2 separate regions of the Mus musculus genome follow, and region 2 is linked to region 1. Evidence: chromatin loops called from intact Hi-C (ENCODE). Cell type or tissue: left cerebral cortex. All regions are shown on one strand. Links, peaks and the distances in the headings refer to the core of each region. The heading gives the core; the rest is flanking DNA. Region 1 has its middle 35 kb from the start of Ptp4a2. Region 2 has its middle 21 kb from the start of 1700108I11Rik.

Region 1 (10,590 bases), core at 876-8,875:
CACTGTAGCTGTCTTCAGACACACCAGAAGAGGGCATCAGATCTCATTACTGGTGGTTGTGAGCCACCATGTGGTTGCTGGGATTTGAACTCAGGACTTTTGGGAGAGCAGTCAGTGCTCTTTAACCGCTGTGCCATCTCCAGCCCCTGTAAATAATTCTTAAAAAAATAAAAATAAAGGATAATAAGTCCCTGCCGGGTGGTGGTACATACCTTCAATCCCAATACTCCAGAGGCAGATGGATCTCTGTGAGTTCAAGGCCAGCCTGGTGCCTGGTCTAAGGTTTACATAGTGAGTTCCAGAACAGCCAGGACTATACAGAGAAGCCCTGTATTGAAAAACCTGAAAAAAAAAGTTCCTGTTTCTTAGGTCTGATATAAACTTCAAAATATGACCTACACCAAACTTGCAGCCCCATTCACATGATTTTATCCTTACTCCTGTTCCTTCCTGTTCATTGTATTTATTTATTTATTCATGTATGTAAGTATACTGTCACTGTCTACAGACACACCAGAAATGGGCATTGGATCCCATTACAGATGGTTGTGAGCCACCATGTGGTTGCTGGGATTTGAACTCAGGACCTCTGGAAGATCAGTCAGTGCTCTTAACCACTGAGCCATTTCTCCAGCCCTCGGTCAGAGTTTTACAGCAAACACCACCACCATCCTTTCATCCTCTGTAGTTAAAACTCATTTGGCAGCCATTGTGGCTCTGGATCCCCAGAGTGATACCAAACACTTGAAAAGGAATCCCATTCGTGATAGTAGTGTAAGGTTAAGAACATGTGATGCGCTGAGCAGTGGTGGCGCACTCCTTTAATCCCAGCACTTGGGAGGCAGAGGCAGGCAGATTTCTAAGTTTGAGGCCAGCCTGGTCTACAGAGTGAGTTCCAGGATAGCCAGGGCTGTATACAGAGAAACCCTGTCTCAAAAAACAAAAACAAACAAACAAACAAAAAACACAAAAAACCAACAACACAAACCTCACTGGAAGTTTTTGGTAAGATGTTGGGAACTAGTAACTGGCTGCAATCCTCACTTCAAACAAAGCTGTCTTCAGCCACCTGGAAACCTGGCCAAGCGCTCACTGCTTGCTGCTTGGTTAAATGTTCCAGGTGATACCTACCCACCCTGACCCCAGTATCAACAAGTCTTTTCACATGAACAGTGTGTTTAATTCTCACAAGAGTGGGTATTATTGCTGTCTTCTGTCTTAGAGCTGGTAAGAGCTGGTTCTCTTGTTTGAACCTTTGGGCTAACCCCCAGGACATGTGCTTTTTTTTTTTTTTTTTTAAAGATGTATTTATGGGGCTGGTGAGATGGCTCAGCGGGTAAGAGCACCCGACTGCTCTCCCAAAGGTCCTGAGTTCAAATCCCAGCAACCACATGGTGGCTCACAACCATCCCTAACGAGATCTGACTCCCTCTTCTGGTGTGTCTGAAGACAGCTACAGTGTACTTACATATAATAAAAAAATAAATAAATAAATGAAAAAAGATGTATTTATTTTATTTATGTGAGTACACGGTTGCACCCATTAGACACAACAGAAGAGGGCACTGCATCCCAATGCAGATGGTTGTGAGCCACCATGTGGTTGCTGGGAATTGAGGGTTCAACCATCTGTAATGGGATCCGATGTCCTCTTCTGCTGTGTCTGAAGACAGCTATAGTGTACTCATATACATAACATAAATAAATAAGTAAATACCTGATGGAGATTGTTGTTGACAGTGCAGAAGGTGCTTTATTTGTATGGGGAATTGGCCTCCTGGGATGCCAGCACCCTGTAACCTCGTCACAGAGTCCATCTGGGACTCTTCCAAGTCGCTATGTCACTGTAGTCTGCGCGTGCCCCAGTCACAGTGAAATACTATAGGTCTAAGAACAAAGACTTGGGCTTTGTCCGACCTGGCTTTGGGACCCATCTCTGCCTTTTGGTTGCTTGTGTGCACTTAAGTGAGGTGTTCTTTTGAAGCTAGCTTTCTCACTCATGGAGATAAAGGAGTGGCTCTCACGGTGACCTCAGGTCACCGTGTGCTTGTGTATGCGTTTGGGGTGCCATTCACAGCATGCCCAGTGCATTTTATCAAGCACCTACTTCACAAAGCTCCTATGTGGACTGAGATGTCTCCCTTCTGGCAACTAGCTCAGATGGGCAATAAACACTAGCTGCTATTATTAGGTGTTTTGCATGCAGAAGTACTTCTGTTTGAGAATGAGGAAGGCCTTCAGGGGAGGTGCTAAGGGCTATTTGAGGGGTGCTAAGCTGGATTTGAGAGCCCGCTGGGGGAGGGGGCAGCACAGAGGAGCACTTCCTTATGAGGCTCTGGGATTAATCCTCAGCACTGAGAAGGGAGGGAGGGAAGGAGGAAAGAAGGAAGGAAGACTGTGGAAAGGTATGAGGGCCATTCTCTTAGAGGTATCAGAATTCACTTTGGCAGCAAGGAGAATAAATGTTTAAATGTTTGGGGAGAAAAGAAGGGACAGGTATCTGTGTGACCAAATGAGACAGTCGGATGCAGCTCGGCCCTGTCCTCAGGGCATTACTGGACCCCTGCCAGCAGTGGGGAATCCCAAAAGCCTCTCTGACTGGCTGCAGAAGGAAGCAGACATCTCCTGTGGAGAGAAAGGGAAGTTGCTGTCTGGTGGCGCTGGTGACTGGGGCCACACAGGCCTGAGGACAGAGATTCTGTGGGGGGGGTAATGGAGCTGGCAAAGCCACAGCCTGAAGCTAGCACAGGGCTGTCTGGCCAAGGGAGGAGCTGGGCTGCCTGCCTTCTCTTCCCTGCAAAGTCAATGAGGCTGGTTAAATGGCCTCTTTCTAGATTCTGGGAATCTGGAATGTGCCCTTCAATAGGTCATCTCTAAGGACCACAGGGCTCTATGCCACTTCCAGAACTCTGGTCTGTGAGTGAGATGAGGTGGCACATGCCATCCTAGTGTGTGGGGAGGCAGAGACAGGGGACTCAAGATCAAGTCTAACCTGGCCAACATAACTAAACATTTTGTCGTGAGGTTCCACGTGACCAGTGTGTAGGGTTGTGAGAGGGACCCGAGGCAGGCTGTCTCCTTTCTGGGAACTCTAGCTGTACTCTGTGTACTCCTTCAGGTCCACCCTTGGCTCCTCTTGGCTCTAGTCTGTGTCTGGTTCTGTCAGGATGTGTCACCAACAGGCCCCTTTACCCTCTGGTTAAACTCAGCCAATGAGAGGAGAGTTTGAGGCAAGAGGTGCCAGAGGGCTTCCCCTTTCATTGCTCTTCCTTCCCAGGCTGGAATGGGCCTTGATTGACAGTCACTGGCCTTCCTGAGCAGGCCCTCTCTCCCTCAGGGATCAGGTAACCAGCTCCCCTATCCCCTCAGGCCTCAGGGTAGTGACAGTTCCTCAGCTGTTTGTAGCCTCGGGTCACCGCACCACCCCTTCTGAGTTCCCCCACACCCACCCACACTGTTGTGAATAAACCCTCTTCAAATTATTCTAATTTGAGTGCACCATCTGTTTTCAGTTGGGACCCTGACTGATACATTTGCCAAATAAGGATTCTTTTGGTTGTTAGGGAGGGAGAAAAGAAGAGGGAGGCAGAGAGAGAAATATATATATATGCCTCATATACCTGATCTTGAGCCATAAACTTTAGACAAGTCTATCCAACAGTTGAGGCTTGAGTTTAGGAACAAGCTCCTAGGCCAACAGAGTGTCCCCCATCCTTTGGCTCTAGTCGCCTGATTTGCTTTGTCTTCTCCTGGTGGCACAGGTTTAACATCTTTAGTGGCTTCAGAATCTGAGACAGGAGGATTACAAGTTCAAGACCAGCCTAGGCAACTGAGTAAGACTCTGTCTCAAAATAAAAAGGTAAAAAGAAAGCTGGGTGGTGGTGGAGCAGACCTTTGATTCCAGCGCTGGGCGGAGCTCTGAGTTGGAGGCCAGCCTGGTCTACAGAGCGAGTTTCAGGACAGCCAGGACTACACAGAGAAACAGTGTCTCAGGAAAACCAAAAAGAAAATGTGAAAAGAGGGCTGGGGCTCAGCTCAGTGATAGATAGCAAGCATCGGGTTCTGAGTTTGATTCCCAGTAACCCCCCCCCCCAAAAAAAAAGCAAACCAAACTAAACTTCCAGGCTTCTCATCTATTTGGCAGGAGTCCCAAGTCCATTTCCAAACTGATTAAGATAAAGCTGAAAGGTGCTGGAGAGATGGCTCAGCAGTTAAGAGGATCTGGGTTTAATTCTCAACACCCACATAGTGGTTCACAAACATCTAGAAGTCCAGTTCTAGGAGATCCAATGACCTCTTCTGGCTGCTGTGGGCACTAGGCATACCTGTGGAGCACAGACTCACATGCAGGCAAAACACCTATACACATAGAAATAATTACAACTAGGGCTGGAGAGATGGTTCAGTGGTTAAGAGCACTGACTGCTCTTCTGAAGGTTCTGAGTTCAAATCCCAGCAACCACATGGTGGCTCACAACCATCAGTAATGAGATCTGCCGCCCTCTTCTGGTGTGTCTGAAAACAGCTACAATGTACTTAGATATAATAATAAATAAATCTTAAAAAAAAAAATACAACTAAGCTGGGGGTTGTGGCACACGCCTTTAATCCCAGCACTCCGGAAGCAGAGGCAGGCAGATTTCTGAGTTCGAGGCCACCCTGGTCTACAGAGTGAGTTCCAGGACAGCCAGGGCTACAGAAAGAAACCCTGTCTTGAAAAAAACAAAACAAAACAAAATGAAACAAGATTTTTATTTGTCTTAGTTAAGGTTGCTATTGTGCTGATAGAACACCATGACCAAAGCAACTCAGGGAGGAAAAGGCAGAGACAGATGGATCTCTATGAGTGTGAGGCCAGCCTTGTCTACATAGATAAGATAGCTCTGACTCCAGGAAAGAGCTATGGAATAGAGAGATCCTGTCTCAAAAGACAAACAACATCATCAACAACAAAAAAATGTACTTTATTTTGTGTATATAAATGCTTTGCCTGCATGTGTGTGTGGTATACTATATGCATGCCTGGTACCCAGAAAGCCCAGAATAGGGTATCGGATCTCCTGGAATTGTGATCCTGAGCCAGCATGTGGGTGTTGGGAATCCTCCAGGGAACCTGGAGGAGCAGCCTGTGCTCTTAACCACTGAGCCATCTCTCCAGTCCACACAAAGGTAACGATTTCATGATTAGAATGACTGTGTCTTCTTGCAACCTGCTTTCTACTGTCCACACCCCTGACCACCAGACCTCTTTACTAGTCAAGAAAGCTGTCTTTTTTTTTTTTCTCTTAATGGTTATTAAAGAGCATCTAGGAGCCCCTGCTTTCTAGCAGATAATGTTCACACTGGCTTGCAGCCACTGGGTTTAGTCTAGGTAAAGCAAGACCATGATCTATCTGAGAGCTGGTTTCTGATCTCCTGATGCTGGCTGGCATCAGGCGCTCAGACTGCAGGGATGACAGTCAACGGGAAATCAGCCTTTGAGGATAACCTTGGCTTGTTGGAATACAGGAGTTATTTAGCTAAATGGCACTGAAATATTATTCCCACTAGAGGGCACTGGTGAGCCATTTAGCGTTTCCACCAGGCTCACGGAAACTCTTCCCTGTAAGAAAGGTTACTGCCTGAAGCAACCTCCCAGATGACTAGGCAACCAAGTAAACTCTCCTATTCCAGAAGAGTGATGATGTATCAGAGGAAATCTGGTTAAACACACTACAAGGACAACATAAGAGAAAATAAAATCAAGGTATCTAGCCCCCCTATGTAAATACCTTAGTAATATTTTTCTTTCTTTCTTTCTTTCTTTCTTTCTTTCTTTCTTTCTTTCTTTCTTTCTTTCTTTTTTTTTTCTTTCTTTTTTTTTTTTTTTTTGGTTTTTTGAGACAGGATTTCTCTGTATAGCCCTGGCTGTCCTGGAACTCACTTTGTAGACCAGGCTGGCCTCGAACTCAGAAATCCACCTGCCTCTGCCTCCCGAGTGCTGGGATTAAAGGCATGCGCCACCACGCCCAGCTAGTAATATTTTTCATGTACATTATAGAACCTTCTAACAATATGGGAAAATACACGGAAGAGAAAATCACCTGATGTGTTGTGACCTGAGACTCGCACCAGTCATGGGTTTGACTATCTTTTTGAAACCTGCTTTTTCATTTGGAGACTATGCTGTGGGTTTCTATCCCTGTCAATATCTTTAACATTAGAAGCCTCAGGACAGGTCTTACATATATGCTTCATACTTCTTTTTCTACTCAAGTAGCTCCAAAGACAGAGAAAAATGAATGTTTGGGAGGGCAGGTGCTCTGCGAGGCTGGGTGGGGCTAGAGTGTAAAAACAGGAAGAAGCTATTTGGGTTTTTTTTTTGTTTTTTTTGTTTTTTGTTTTTTAAAAAAGATTTATTTATTATTTTATCTAAGTACACGGTAGCTGTCTTCAGATGCACCAGAAGAGGACGTCAGATCTCATTACGGATGGTTGTGAGCCACCATGTGGTTGCTGGGATTTGAACTCAGGACCTTTGGAAGAGCAGTCGGTGCTCTTAACCGCTGAGCCATCTCTCCAGCCCGGAAGCTATTTGTTATGTTACATTTTTTACCTTAAATCTTTTTTTCAGACAAACGCTATGTTCTACAACATAACATCTTGAGTTCCAGTTCATGCTTATTTTTATTTAAAAATACTGTGGCCTGGGATGGCAAGATGGCTTAAGCCATACCTGGTGTCCTGAGTTTGATCCCCTGAACCCGTACAGTGGAAGACAGAAGTGCAGTCTGGAAAGTCATCCTGTGACTATTGCGTGCATACAGAGACATGTGGGTGCCCCGTCACCCCACCAGACATGCACGGGCACACACAAAGCATATTTATGTATGTGTGTGTGTGTGTGTGTGTGTGTGTGTGCATATATATATATATATATACACACACACACACACACACACACACACACACACATATATATATATATATATATATATATATATATATATATATATAGTATCTAGATCTCACTATGTAGACCTAGCTGTCTTGGAGTGCACAGAGATCTGCCTGCCTTTGTCTCATGAGTGCAGAAACTAAGATGTGCTTCTATGCCTGACATTTTTTTTTTTTTTTTTTTTTGGTTTTTCGAGACAGGGTTTCTCTGTGTAGCCCTGGCTGTCCTGGAACTCACTTTGTAGACCAGGATGGCCTCGAACTCAGAAATCCGCCTGCCTCTGCCTTCCGAGTGCTGGGATCAAAGGCATGCGCCACCACTCCCAGCGCCTGACATATTTTTTTTAATTTGTATTAATGTTTATCTATTTATAATATTTATTGGCTTTTGAGACACAAGCTCTCTACATAGCCCTGGCTGTCCTAGGACTTGCTATGTGGACCAGGCTGGCCTCAAACGCAGAGAAATCTGCCTGCCATTCTCTCTGGAGTGCTGGGATTAAAGGCGTGCCTAACTATTTATTTTAATTTTATGTGTATGAGTTATTTTGTTTTGTATTGATTTCTTTTGAGACAGGGTTTCTCTGTGTAGTTTTGGATTTCCTGGAGCTCACTCTGTAGACCAGGCTGGCCTCAAAATCAGAGATCCACCTGCCTCTGCCTCCCAAGCACTGGGATTAAAGGTGTGCACTGTCATGCCAGGCTGTTTTTTGTTTTTAAAAAATGTGAGCCAGGTGGTGGTGGTGGCATACGCCTTTAATCCCAGCACTTGGGAGGCAGAGGCAGGCGGATTTCTGAGTTCGAGGACAGCCTGGTCTACAGAGTGAGTTCCAGGACAGCCAGGGCTACATAGAAAAAAAAATGTGTATGGGTGATTTGCTGCCTGCATGTATGTATGTGCAGCACATGTGTGCCTGGTCCCTGCTAAGGCCAATAGAGGGCATCATATACAATTGTGAGCTTCTATGTTGGTGCTAGAAATTAAACCTGGGTCTTCTGCAAGAACAGCTAATGCTCTTAACCACTGAGTACGAGTCCCATGTTCATACATGTATGTATGTATGTATGCATGCCACATATGTGTCTGGTGCCCACAGAGGCCAGAAGAAGGCATCAGATCCCCTAAATCTAGAGTTATGAAGAGTTGTGAGCTGTCATGTGGGTGCTGGGAACTGAACCAAGGTCCCTTGCAAGAGCAACAACTGTTCTTAACCACTGAATTGTCTCTTTAGACCACACCCAGCATGATACTTAAAAAATTAAATACTGTATTTTTTCTCCTCCATATCTTTTGTTTGTTTGTTTGTTTCATTTTTATTTTTTCAGGCAAGGTCTCATTGGCCTTGATCTCATTGTGTAGCTAAGGACAGTCTGGTCTTGAACTCCCACTTCTACCTTTCTAAGGTGGGATGTACAGGAGGGTGCCACTGCACCAATCATCCTCCCTATCTCTGTGACATTTTACGATACAGACAAAGCAAGGGACAGTGTTGAACATTTAAATCACCTGCAGTTTTTCCTTCCTACCAACACTAATGCAGTGACTGTCCTTAGGCCTGTGTATTTTCTCTAGTCTGATGAGATCATTAGAATGGAGCTCTAGAACTTTCCTTTGTTCCTTGCCGCTTTTGAAAACCTGATACCAATGAGTTGAAAAGGTAATAAGAGGGAAAAGTGTGTCCCTTTAGGCTTCTTTTTCTTGTAATTGCTGGGCCCTACCAGAGAACTGGTTCTAGCCTTGGGCCTCGCCTTTCTGCACTGGCCACATGGCTCCTCTGCCCTCGGAGCTCCCATCCACCCTTACCTCTCTGAGTCTTTGATCGGTGCTGTTATCATCTTACAGAGGAGGGATCCATCACTGTGAATCCAGGTGTTTGGACCGGGGTCCAAAGCTTGTAATTGGATGTTTGGGTGTCTGGATCACTGAGCCCAGTTTCATGAGCAGAGAGAGAGCTCAGCAGTAAACCTTGTTGTGACTGTGTGTAGCCTAAAGTCTTCTCCTGGCCGCCCAAAACAAAAACACAAACAGCAGTCGGCTATTTTAAGTTTAAGGAGGACTGGTCTGGAGGTGATTTATGAGCAAAAAGAAGTCTCCTGGAGCCTGAGAGGAGAAGTAATTAGTCTCGTGAGGAATGTGGAAGCTGCGTGTCTCGCCCTTTCTGTTTCTTTCACTCTGGGAAACCGTGACCCCCCCGGGCTCTCACTCTGCAGGTTCCTCTTTACTGTCCTTCAGCAGACCAGCTTCTCTGCAGTGCTGAGAACATGCCCTTCTCCCACTCTGGAACTTCATAACCCTTTTGCTTAAACCTGCAGCCTACCTAGATCTCTAACCTTCAACTCCAGTCCCCGAAGGGAGAGTCTGGTTGGATACCTTTGAACCCTGTCTGCTTTTTTGGGGAAGGGGGCTGGGTGGCACCTATGTAACTGTTCATCTGCTCTCTGGGTAGAGGATCATTGTGGGCTCGCAGGGAGACTGTTACAGGGTGCAGGTAGACATCCACTATGACTCTGTCTAGAGAACCTTAATATTACCCAGGAATCTTTTGGCTCTAAGTGACAGAAATTGGGTTCAAGTTGAGAAAGAAAGCTAAAAACAAAACAAAAACAAACAAAGGGAATTGATTTTTTTAAATAAAAGATTTATTTATTTATTTATTTATTTATTATATGTAAGTACACTGTAGCTGTCTTCAGACACACCAGAAGAGGGTGTCTGACCTCATTACGGATGGTTGTGAGCCACCGTGTGGTTGCTGGGATTTGAACTCAGGACCTTTGGAAGAGCAGTCAGTGCTCTTAAATGCTGAGCCATCTCTCTAGCTTGAATTGATGGTTTTTACTAGAAAAGCCAAGGGCTTAGTGTTGGGCATAGCCAGTTGCACTTTCTCAAAGACACTGTCAGGAACAGACCTTTTTTTTGTATGTGTGCTTCATGCCTAGTGAGACTCTTCTCTGTCTTATAGTCTCTTTACTTAGCTTCCTCAATGGAAAAGTCATGTGCTCTTTCCAGTAGTTTCAGTTCTGGTTGTATTTGATCGAGCCTTCAGTTCCTGTGACAAATAGACAGCTGTCTCTGATTGGCTAGCCTTAGGTCATGTGACAGGCTCAGTGTTGAGGAGGGGGTGTGGTGGTTTGAATTAGAATTCACAGGCTCATCTATTTGAACACCTGGTCCCCAGTTGGTGGAACTGCTTGGGAAGGATTAGGAGGTTGGTCTTGGAGGAGGTGCATCGCTGGGGGTGGGCTTTGATGTTCCAAGTGTGCTCTCTGCCTCCTGCTTGTGGCTCAGTGACCTCTCAGCTGTTCCTGCTACCTTTACTCCATCGTCAGGGACTCTACTGCTCTGAAACCACAAGTCCAGTTAACTAAGTGTTTGTCTTTTATAAGCACCATTGGTCATAGTGTTTTGTCATAGCACACAATACCGAGGGATAGATTTTCTTTCTTCAAAAGAAAAATAGGATGGCAGTGGGTTAAGAGCACACTGACTGCTCTTCCAGAGGACCCGGGTTCAATTCCCAGCACCCACACGGTAGCTCACAACTGTCTGACTGGCCTTTGCAGGCACTGACTGGGCAGGGCTGTGAGAAGCCATTTTATTCAATGTTTGTTTATCAAGGGTTCTTTGTGTGCCTGGAAGATATAGGAGTGAAT
Region 2 (10,590 bases), core at 1,068-9,067, 90 kb after region 1:
ATGTAGTCCTGGCTGGCTGGGAGCTTGTATATAGACCAGGCTGGCCTTGAACTCACAACATGGATCTTTCTTTCTTTCTTTCTTTCTTTCTTTCTTTCTTTCTTTCTTTCTTTCTTTCTTTCTTTCTTTCTTTCTTTCTTTCTTTCTTCCTTCCTTCCTTCCTTCCTTCCTTCCTTCCTTCCTTCCTTCCTTCCTTCCTTCCTTCCTTCCTTCCTTTCTTTCTTTCTTTCTTTCTTTCTTTCTTTCTTTCTTTCTTTCTTTCTTTCTTTTTAACAGAAGTATTAGCAGACTAAACATGCTGTTGAATACTTTTGTTTTTACTATGTATCATTTATTTATATTGTTTATGCTTGTGTGTGTGTGTGTGTGTGTGTGTGCGCCCTGTGTGTGTGCCTCTGTGTGCATGTGGAGGTCAGCGAATAACTTGCAGGAATCTCTCTTCTCCTTCTACCTTGTGAGACTGAATTCTGATCCTGTGGTGTGGTGGCCACATCTCTCCGGCCATCTCTCAGGCCATCTCTCAGGCCATCTCTCAGGCCATCTCTCTGGCCTCTACGCCATATATTTTTAGTTCAGTCCATAGTACAAGGGAAGAAACTCTTTGTGTTCTGTATTCCCATGCTGTTCTGGTATACTAACCCAGTAGAGGCGGGATTTGAACACTGGTGTTGGTAGGAGCGGGATCTCTAGGGGTAAAGTTAGCTTACAGTAAATAATGGCCAGGTGACAGGGGACACATGACAAGCTGAACAGTAATATAGTCTCAACAACAGCAGATGAGATGACAGCTTCTATTTCCGGTGCCCAATGGACCTACGGTTCCCTCGGTGTGGTTCCTGTACTCTGGAGAGTTGAAGTATGGAGTGTGAAATGAGCTGGCCCTTACCTCCCTGCCCAGAAGGCCTTGCTCACTGGAGCCTGAGGTGGTCAGAGCTCACGCTTCTAAGACACATGATCCTTTGATTTTTTTTTTAATTTATTAATTTATTATATGTAAGTAGCTGTTTTCAGACAGACACCCTAGAAGAGGTGCATCAGATCTCATTACGGATGGTTGTAAGCCATCTCTCCAGCCCCCTTTGATGGTTTTAAAACACTTCTCTGCTGAAAAACAAAACAAAACAAACCCCTCACCTTCCTCTCAGGGAGTCACCAAGGGGATCATTAATTCAGATGGGGTAAATAATTTTATTCTTTTGTTTTTACATCTGGGGAGCTTTAACTTTTCAAGAGCAACCGAGTGCCTGTTCAAGCTGCTGGGTGGGGCAGGCAGCCCCACCCCCACCAGCCAGGCCTTTTCCTTTCTGCCCTCTCTCTTGAGTGTCCTGCCAGTGGTCACCTTTGAGGAAACCAAATCCTCTGCCCCTACTGCAGGGAGAGCCAGCCTAATGGAGGAAGTGGACCTTGTCCCCTGGCAGAGGCAGTGTGGTAGGCTCGAGAAAGCATTCGGGAGTCAATGCCAGACTCCTTGTTCCCTGTGACGATAAACCCGCCTGCTTCCATCTTGGGCTTGAAAGCCATCTTACAGTAAAGACAATCTAGATTCATTCCCGTTTGTGATTAAATTGTGTTTCTCAAGGCCTGGGCTATGCCCCACCTGTAACAAGAAATGGTTCTGGACGGCCTGTTCCAGGAAATGGCAACCGTGCCTTTGTTTCAAAAGTTATTCAGGCCACCTATTCGTCTCACTGCCTTGTTATGACCACTTGTTGGCGTGGACACCTTGTTATGATGTGTTACGAGCACCTTGCAGCCATGCCTTTGTTTTAAAGGAGGTTGTTGTGACCGTGTGAAGCTTACGGCCTGCTCCTGTAACTCCACCTATTTGCCTACCCAATTTGAAAACCCCTCCTCTTGAGCTATAAAAATCCATATCTTACCCACATCCAGTGCTGATCTCTTGAACTCCACCTTTAGGGAGAGACAGCCCACATACACAGTTTTATTTTTGTTTTTTCTTCAAGTTTCTTTTTTTTTTAAAAAAAATTTATTTATTATTATATCTAAGCACACTGTAGCTGTCTTCAGACATACCAGAAGAGGGTGTCAGATCTCACTAAGGATGGTTGTGAGCCACCATGTGGTTTCTGGGATTTGAACTCATGACCTTTGAAAGAACAGTCAGTGATCTTACCCACTGAGCCATCTCTCCAGCCCTTCAAGTTTCTTAATTAATTGCTTTAATTAATTTGGCCATGATTTGAGTCAGTGATCTTTCTCCTCGTTTCTGTGGGATTAACAGTTAACTATTCCTGGCCATCTGTGTCAGGACACCCCTCCCCCCCAAACTTCAGGATTTTTACATATATTATCTCACTTAATCAGTAAGGACTCATTTTATAGAGAGGAAAACTGGGACTGACATGTTTGGTAGTTTGTCTGAGGTAGAGGATAGGTCACTCTGCTAGGAGATGGGACCAAGTCTTTGAATGCAGGCTTAAAACCATTACTTTTTTTGTTGTTACTGTTGTTTTGAGACAGGGCTTCTCTGTGTAGTCCTGGCTGTCCTGGAGCTCACTCTGTAGACCAGGCTGGCCTCAAACTCACAGAGATCTGCCTTTCTCTGCCTCCTGAGTGCTGGGATCAAAGGTGTGCATCAATCACTACTGCCTGGCTAAAGCCACTGCTCTTAACATTTTATTTAAAGTGCAAAGCACTTTGTTCCTGAAAATTTGGTGAGGGGATCCCTCCACCTCTCTCAGGGACTGGGCTTCCCTAACATGGTGGAGCTCAGCCTGTGCCTTCCCTAGGCACCCTGTAAGTGCTTCAGGGACACATCTGGGGCCGGTTCTCTGACATCCACACATTCCTTGTCATCCCTGCACAGAGAAGAGCCTCTCTGGGACTGAATGCCTGCAGTGGGTTTGGGGCAGAAGAACCAGGAAAGGCTAATTCTCCCAAGTGTCATGATTCACCAGCCCACTTGTCTCTAGTAGGTTAATTTTAGTTTTAATATATGTATTTTCAAAGAAACTTTAGATCTCTTACATGTTCCACAACAATTAGAAAATCCTCTTTAATTTAAATTTTAATGTGTGTGTGTGTGTGTTTAAGTGTGTGAATATATGTATGTGTCTGTCCATGTGTCTGGTGTATGTCTAGTGTCCTTGGGAGTATGTCCATGTATGTGACATATGTGTGGTGTGTGCATGTGTGCCCATGTGTCTGGTGTATGTGTGTGTGGTGTAATAGGAGTCATTTGTTTTGAGCTTAGGGCATCAGATCTTCTTGGCAAGCACCTCGAGTTGCCAGCAGCCCTGACTCATACTTAGATACTCATACTTAGAGCTGAGTATCTGGGACTAGGAGTGTTTTTCTGGGAGTAGCGTGTGCTTAGCATTCAGGATCGGTACATCACTGTTCCACGTGTGCGGAGCATGAAGCCAGGTTTGCAGGAGGCCATCTTATTCTATTTTGAGCCCAGCCCTGTCCTGGACAGGCTCTTCTGCTAGGAGAGTGAGTGTGCGAGAATGTGTGTGCAGAGAATTTGGATTAGAGCCCGATAGCCTGGGCAGACTGTGACAGGAGCAACTAGGGGGTCCTGCGTGTCAAGGTGACTTGCTTCTATATCTGTATGTCAGTCTCTCTTATCTACTTAATACAGTGTCCTTGTACATGCAACGTGACTATTGGAGCCTAAGAGCCTCTACAGAATGGGGACTGGAGTGCTTACTCCCTCGGAGGGCTGTTTCTGGGACTTCTATAAAGCAAAGAATTCAAGGTTTTTGGCCTCCATCCTGGGGCTCAGCAGCTTCGGGTATTACTCACTTTTTTGCTTGCTGTGACCAAACACCTGACGAAAGTCGCTTGAGGTAAAGGCTTATCCTGCTTCTTGGTTTGACAGGACGCAAGGGATGTTTGTTCGTTTGTTTGTTTGAGGCAGGGTTTCTCTTTGTAGCCATGGCTGTCCTCGAACTCACTCTGTAGACCAGGCAGGCCTTGACCTCAGAGATCCGCCTACTGGGAAGGCAGAGCAGTCAGAGCCATGACTGTGGGATCTTGAAGCGCCTGGCTTACAGCTTAGCCCATTAGGAAGCAGAGAACTTGGGCCGGAAGCAGTGCCAGGCTGCAGTGCCCAGAAGCTCTGTGACTCTAAGTCCAGCTAGGCCCTTGTAGCTAAAAGGTTCCACAACCTTCACAAACAGCGCCACCAGTTGGAGACCAAGTGTTCAAACACACAAGCCTGTGGAGGAGGGTCACATTCAAACCATCAGCCTAGCAAACATTTGTGGGACCTCGGCCCATGGCAGTTACAGAGGCTGCCCATGGGCTGCTCCATGAGCCTGTTAGTTCCTGTTAGGCCACTTATACAGGTGGCGGGACTGACTTGGGTTCCCAGTTTCAGGGCTTTCTATCCATCAAGGTGAGAGACACAGCTGAAGAACATTGAACAATGAACATCAGGTCATTGGTCAGTGGGTCGGTAACAGAGGCTGTGCACGCGGCTTGCGACCAGAAAACAGAGTGAGGCCGAAACCAGGGACCAGATTCAACCTTCAAAGGCTTGCCCCTGGTGGCTTACAATGGCTAGCTAGACCCCTCTTCCCAAAGGTTCTATATCCTCCCAAAATAGCTCCACCAGATGGAGGATAAGCGCACAAGATGAGTCTGTGGGGGACATTTTAGATTCACACTATGACAGTGACCTTTAATTAAAGCTGGATAAAGCATCAGTGTTCATAGCAACGCTGTTCACAGGAGCCAAAGAGCTGGAAACAATCCCAGTGTTCATGAGTGGATGAGGATGCAAAATCAATCAGTCTCTCTCTCTCTCTCTCTCTCTCTCTCCCTCTCTCCTTTCTTCTAATATAATGGAATATTAGTTTGCCTTTAAAAAGGAAAAAAAGGGCCAGGGAGATGACTCTGTAGATAAAGTATTTATTGTCAAGCCTGACTACCTGAGCTCTGTCCTTGGAACCTACAGAGTGGAAGGAGAGAAGTGACTCCCACAGGTTCTCTGAATTTCATATGCACCTTCTGGTAGCCCAGCATCCCAAATACATAGATACACACACACACACACACACAGACACAGAGAGGGAGACACACACACACATACACACACAGAGAGACACACATATACACAGAGAGGAAGAGACACACACGTATATACATAGACAGACACACACACATACACACACACACACACACAAAGGAAGAGACACACACATATACATAGACAGACACACACACACATACACACAGAGGGAGACACACACACACAAACACACATGAAAACATTATTTAAAAAAGAAGACAATTCTTTTTGTGACTTGGATGACCCTTGAAGACATTAGATTCTCCTCAGGGAACCAAGCCAGGTGAAAAGGCCAGTGCCCAGGGCTGCAGAGATGGCTCAGTGGTTGACAGCACATGTTGCTTTTGCAAAGGACTCAGGTTCAATTTCTAGCACCTACACAGTGGCTCACAACTATCTGTCACCCCAGTTCCAGGGGATCCAACAGGCACGCATGGTGCACATACATGCATGCAGGCAAAACACTCATACACCATACACGTAAAGTGAAAATAAGCCTTAAAACTTTGTGTTTGTTAAAGAAAAGGCAAGTGCCACTTAAACAAGGCACCCAGAGCATCTGGGTCTCCCAGAACATCAAAACGGCAATTGCCAGGAGCTGAGGAGGAGGGAGGCGTGGGCATGGGTGTGGGCATGGGCGTGGCATGGGCACTTGCAGAATTGCAGCTTGAGAAAAAGAAAAGGTTTAGAGCTGGAGGGTGGCGATGGTCCCATGACGAATGAACAGACTCAACGTCACTGGACTACACACTCACCAATCATTAAAGCAGCACATTTATATACTCTCTATATCTCACCTCAATGACAAAAGCCAGATAAAGCTTCATTTACACTGAAAAAGGAATCAACTCACTTTTTGTCCGAGTCGCCCATGTCGCTAGCCGCGTCTGTAGCTCCTCCTCTCCCCAACCATGGATTTCATGCTTTTTTTTTTTTATTACTCCTTTTTATTTCACGGTCATTATTTTAAAAAATTAAAATACAGTTAAGCATACGGTAAAGCCTAGGCACGCACTCGTCCTGTAGCAGTAAGTCCTGGTAATGTTCCACCCGTCTCATTCCAAACACTTTCCCAAATACTTTGCATATAATTACACTCGTCCGTGGGCATTTATACCATCTTGCATTCAGGCGTAAAATCAGGTTGTAGTATAAAATAGTGATATGTAACCTACTTTCCCTACAAAATAATAACTATGTGAGCAGCTCCTACATCAGGCGCAAGCATGCATCATCATTTTAACAGCTGCCCGACTTCCCGCTGAGCATGTGGGTGTAACATCCTTATTTAACCGCGTCTCCGTCCGTAGACTCCAAATAGTTCCAGGTTTTGTTGTTATAAACAAGCTATGGTGGACATAGTAATAATGGCCCTGTTTTTTTTTTTTTTTTGCTATGGCTGGCCTCAAATTTAATAGGTAGTTCAGAGAGACCTTGAACTCATGACAATTCTCTTGCCTCGCCCCCCCTCACCCCCCCCCCGCATGCTGAGATTCAAGGCTTATACCACCACGCCCAACCCCCATCTAGTTCTTATGAAATCAAAGTGGACTAAAAACCTCCTAGGCCGCCTGCTCTCTAGAATAATTCCTGAGTCCCTTCAGAGAAGCTCTGCCTGTCCCCCCCACCCCCACCCTGCACCAGTCGATGGAGATTAATAGAGATCAACAACCAGTCAAAATACAGAGACTGAGAAATTGTTGAGTGCTTGTCCCTAAAGCGCTCTCTGTATCACAACCCCTTGCCCTGAGGCTCCGAGGACATCACTGAAGATGGCGCAGAACAGCCAAAGGAGCAGGAAAAGTGCCTCAAGTTATTGTCCCCTGGACTTGACAGGGACGCTGCACACCCATACTTGTAACCCCAGCACTTGGGAGGCAGAGTCAGGAGTTGCTCTATGAGTTCAAGGCCAGCCTGGGCTACAGAGTGAGTTCCAGGACAGCCAGGGTTATACAGAGAAACTCTGTCCAAAGAAAAAGAAAGGAAGAGAGAAAGAAAGAAGGAAGAGGAGGGGAAAGGGAGGGGAAGCAGGAGTTGGGGAGGAGGTTGGAGATGGCTAAGTAGTTTGAGAGCTCTGGTTGGCTGGGTTCCATTAGCAGCCCCTAAATGGCAGGTCACAACCATCTTGTAATTCCTGTTCCAGGGGATTCTGTCCCCAGTTCTGGTCTCCTCAGGCACTAGGGATGCAGGTGGTGGACATACATACCTGCAAGCAACTTATTCATCCGCATCAAAATAAATTGGTTTTTAAAAATAAAAAAAAGAGAAGGAAGGTTTGAAGTTGTGAGGGGGATGGGAGGATGAGAGAAGCTGAAGAGGGCAGTGAAGGGCCGATATGGTCCCAATACACTGTATCCACGTATGATATTCTCAATTAATCAAATAATAATGAAGAAGAGTCTTGGCCCATTTTCCTTTAAGAACATTCATGAATTTGCTGGGGGCGTTCCTGTCCTGATGGGTGCTTTCCTGGCCTGAATGAAACCTAGGCTTCTCCCCAGCACTGTAGAAAACATGATGCTGTATGTGCACAGCCCAGCATTCAGGAGTTTAAAGGCCAGCCTGGACTACATCAACCTTGGGGACTGTAGAGAGGACTGGAAGTGACCTGGGCTTGGCTCCCGGTGCATATGGCTGCTTACAATTGTCTGTAACTTCAATTCCAAAGAATACAACCACCTCTTCTGGCCTCCACGAGCATCAGGAATACACAGGGAGCATATACATACACTCCGGCAAAACACACGGAAAGTAAAAATAAACAACTCTTTAAAAAAAAAAGAAGCAAAATTTGCAGATTTTTAAAACAAAGATACCAGTTCTTTCCCTGGCCACTGCAGCCTTTGATGTGGGTGGTCGCTGCCAGGCAGCAGGCAGGGTCTCCAGGGTCTTCAAGATGCTTAGTCGCGGGCTGGTCTCCCCACCTCTTAGCCCCAAGACAAGCAAGCACACCTCGTGCTCCAGCTTGCATCCCTTAACAGAAGATTGGTTGACCCAGGCGAGTGCCTCTGTGAGTGCATGCGCACTGGAGCAGAAGCAGCTAACACAGGCCCTGGAAACTGACAGAGGAGCCACGCGTTTGCTCCTGGAGACGCTGTCTAACATTAACATGCAGGTCTCAGCGGAGAGCAGGAAATGCCAGCGAGTGGGGGGGATGGTACAGGGAAGGGTGTGCCCCAAGCTGAGATCCCTGGGACACCCGGGAATCGGTCATAACCTGTGCCCAAACAAGCCAGATTCGGCCGCACTTCCTTAAGGAGGAAATAAAAAGGAGCCAAGTTAACAGTGAAAAGCGGAGAGAAATTTATTCAATGTGAGCAAACCCGGAAGAGGAACAAAAAGATCCAGTGACTCCCTCCCCCAACTCCAAGTCTATCTTCAGGGTCCTGACCTGAGGATAGGGCTTAAACAGAAAGCAAGAGACATACATAATTGAGCAATTTGGCAAATATGGTCTCCCGATCGCCACTCTCTCAGCTCCAAGTCTCCCAGGGTGTCTCCCGGTTCCTCTTCCAGCAGGAAACTCCTGGAGAAACTAATTTCTTGGGGTCCATTCTCTAAATAGTCTGATAGCCAAAGGGGGCGGGGGGGGCACAAGTGTCTCTTTAGAATGTATCCATTCTTGCCAGGGAGGTGGTTATGAGAATGTCACAGGGCCATCTGTGCTAATTCACCAGTGGGTGGAGGGAAGACTGTATTCGCCCTTTGGTCCCTAACAGGGCAGAGAGACCTCTTGTGTCTTCTGATAAGGATCAGAGAGCAGAGACAGAGGTAATGAGGTCTGAGGGATGCTGGTGGGGCTGTGGACATTGCCCTCGTGTCCTCGGTACCACAGAGGAACTAAATCTTCCCATGCCCAGCCCCAGATATGGCTGGAAGCCACGTTTTAAATATCCGTGTAGAAGTTTGCATATATTCAAACCTCTTACCTCCTAATTTACATTTTTTTTGCCTGTTTCTTCTGAGATTTGGTTTTTCATCTTGTTCTTATTTCCTGATTTGAAAGCTGTCCTCTCTGGTTTTATTCTTCCTGTACCCTGGTAATTCAGCATGCTACCTGACTTATGAAATCTTAAAAATTAATCAATGTCTCATTTTCGCCCCCAGAATGAAAAACTGCCCTAAACACTGTAGCTTCATTAGCCAGCCTCCAGCTATCTGCTAGCATGCCTGCTTTTTTTTTTTTTTTACTTTTTAAAACTTTACTCATTTTTTTAACCCTCGGAAGACATCGTTATAATTTTCTCTGTAGTCAATGACTAACATGAATTATTTAGAAATATCGTCGTTTCCAAATAATGGAGATTTTTGCAGTTACCGTTTCTTTATTAATTTATAATATAAATGCACTGCGGTCTGAAAACAGTCTGTGTAATTTTAATGCTTTCAAATTTGTTCAAACTGAAGGTCCCACGACACATTTGGTTTTTGGGTTTCCGTGAGTGCTGGCAGGGAACATGGAGGTTGCAGGAATGCACTGTAGGTGCCTTCTGGATCAGGCCCGGGAACCTGACCTCTTCTGTGACTGCTTCTTTGTGTTAGTTCCAGCAATTACCTGAGTGTTGGGTTGCAGTCTCCTGCCATGATGGCGGTTTGTCTGCTACTCTTTGTCATTGTTCCTCTTTTGACTACACCTTCTGGAAAGCATGTTATTAGGTACACGCACATTTAGATTGTTGTATCTTCCTAGAAAATCGAGCCTTTAAACATTATAAAGTGACCTCCCATTACTAAAAGTATAGCCTTAAAAGCCTATTTTCAGTGGGCTGCTGCTTTTTAGCATTTGTTACCGTTTTGAATGTTTCTCCCCACCAGAACCCATGTCAGGTGGTAAAAGTGGAACCAATTTTTAAAAGATGTTTTATATTTATTTGTTTATTTCTGTATGGGGAGGAAATTCCTGCCGTGGTGCAGATGTAGAAGTCAGGATAATTTGAAGGAGTGGGAAGTCTCTTTCCACCACATGGGCCCAAGAGCTGGGTGCCCACCCTCACTAGCTGAGACATCTCGGCCTCCCTGCCTTCCCCCACCTACCCAGTACTGGGAACTGAAGCTGGTCCTCCACCCGTGACAGGCAATTGCTCAGCCCGCCACTGAGCTGTTCTTCTAGCCTAGGAGGCACTTGGCCTCATGAGGGCACAGCCCTCTTAAGTTAGGTAGAGGACAAGGGAAATTTGTCTGTCTCTCTTGCTCTCTTCTTCTCCTTGCCTTTCTACCTTCCTCCATGTTATGAGAGGACAAAAGCCCTTGCCAGTGCTAGCTCTCTGACCTTGGACTGCCTGGCCTTTAGCACTGATCTTTGCAGAATACCCAGTGGCAGACATTCTGTTACAGCAACATAAACAGACTGAGAGAGTTTTGTTTTGTTTTGCTCTTCTTCTTCTTCTTCTTCTTCTTCTTCTTCTTCTTCTTCTTCTTCTTCTTCTTCTTCTTTTCTTCTTTCTTCTTCTTTTCTTTATCCTTCTTCTTCCTTCTCCTTCTCCTTTTCTCCTTCTCCTTCTTTTTTTCTTTTGCATGCTTTTAATCCCAGCACTCGGGAGGCAGAGGCAGGT

Evidence for each region. Hi-C counts contacts between places; a loop is a spot of excess contacts. Peaks named below come from ENCODE experiments on the same cell type or tissue, not always from the same donor. Only the 100,000 strongest peaks of a DNase experiment are listed, where the experiment ranks them.
Region 2: a loop joins it to region 1, with 2.1 times the contacts of the local background. A loop is called at or near these places in 1 of 42 quality-filtered maps.

The regions. Positions count from the first base shown.
Region 1 is chr4:129,779,802-129,790,391 of GRCm38, forward strand. No RefSeq gene overlaps it. Among named protein-coding and RNA genes, the nearest start is that of Ptp4a2, 35 kb to the right of the region's middle. In left cerebral cortex, for the core only: CTCF peaks have their summits at 1,535 (motif pointing right), 4,515 (motif pointing left) and 5,553 (motif pointing right); DNase peaks (open chromatin) are centred at 2,298, 2,632, 3,243, 3,425 and 2 more places; H3K27ac peaks cover 287 bases.
Region 2 is chr4:129,869,290-129,879,879 of GRCm38, forward strand. No RefSeq gene overlaps it. Among named protein-coding and RNA genes, the nearest start is that of 1700108I11Rik, 21 kb to the left of the region's middle. In left cerebral cortex, for the core only: no CTCF peak of the experiment used is centred there; DNase peaks (open chromatin) are centred at 3,299, 5,688, 6,260, 8,100 and 1 more place; H3K4me3 peaks cover 744 bases; H3K27ac peaks cover 1,611 bases.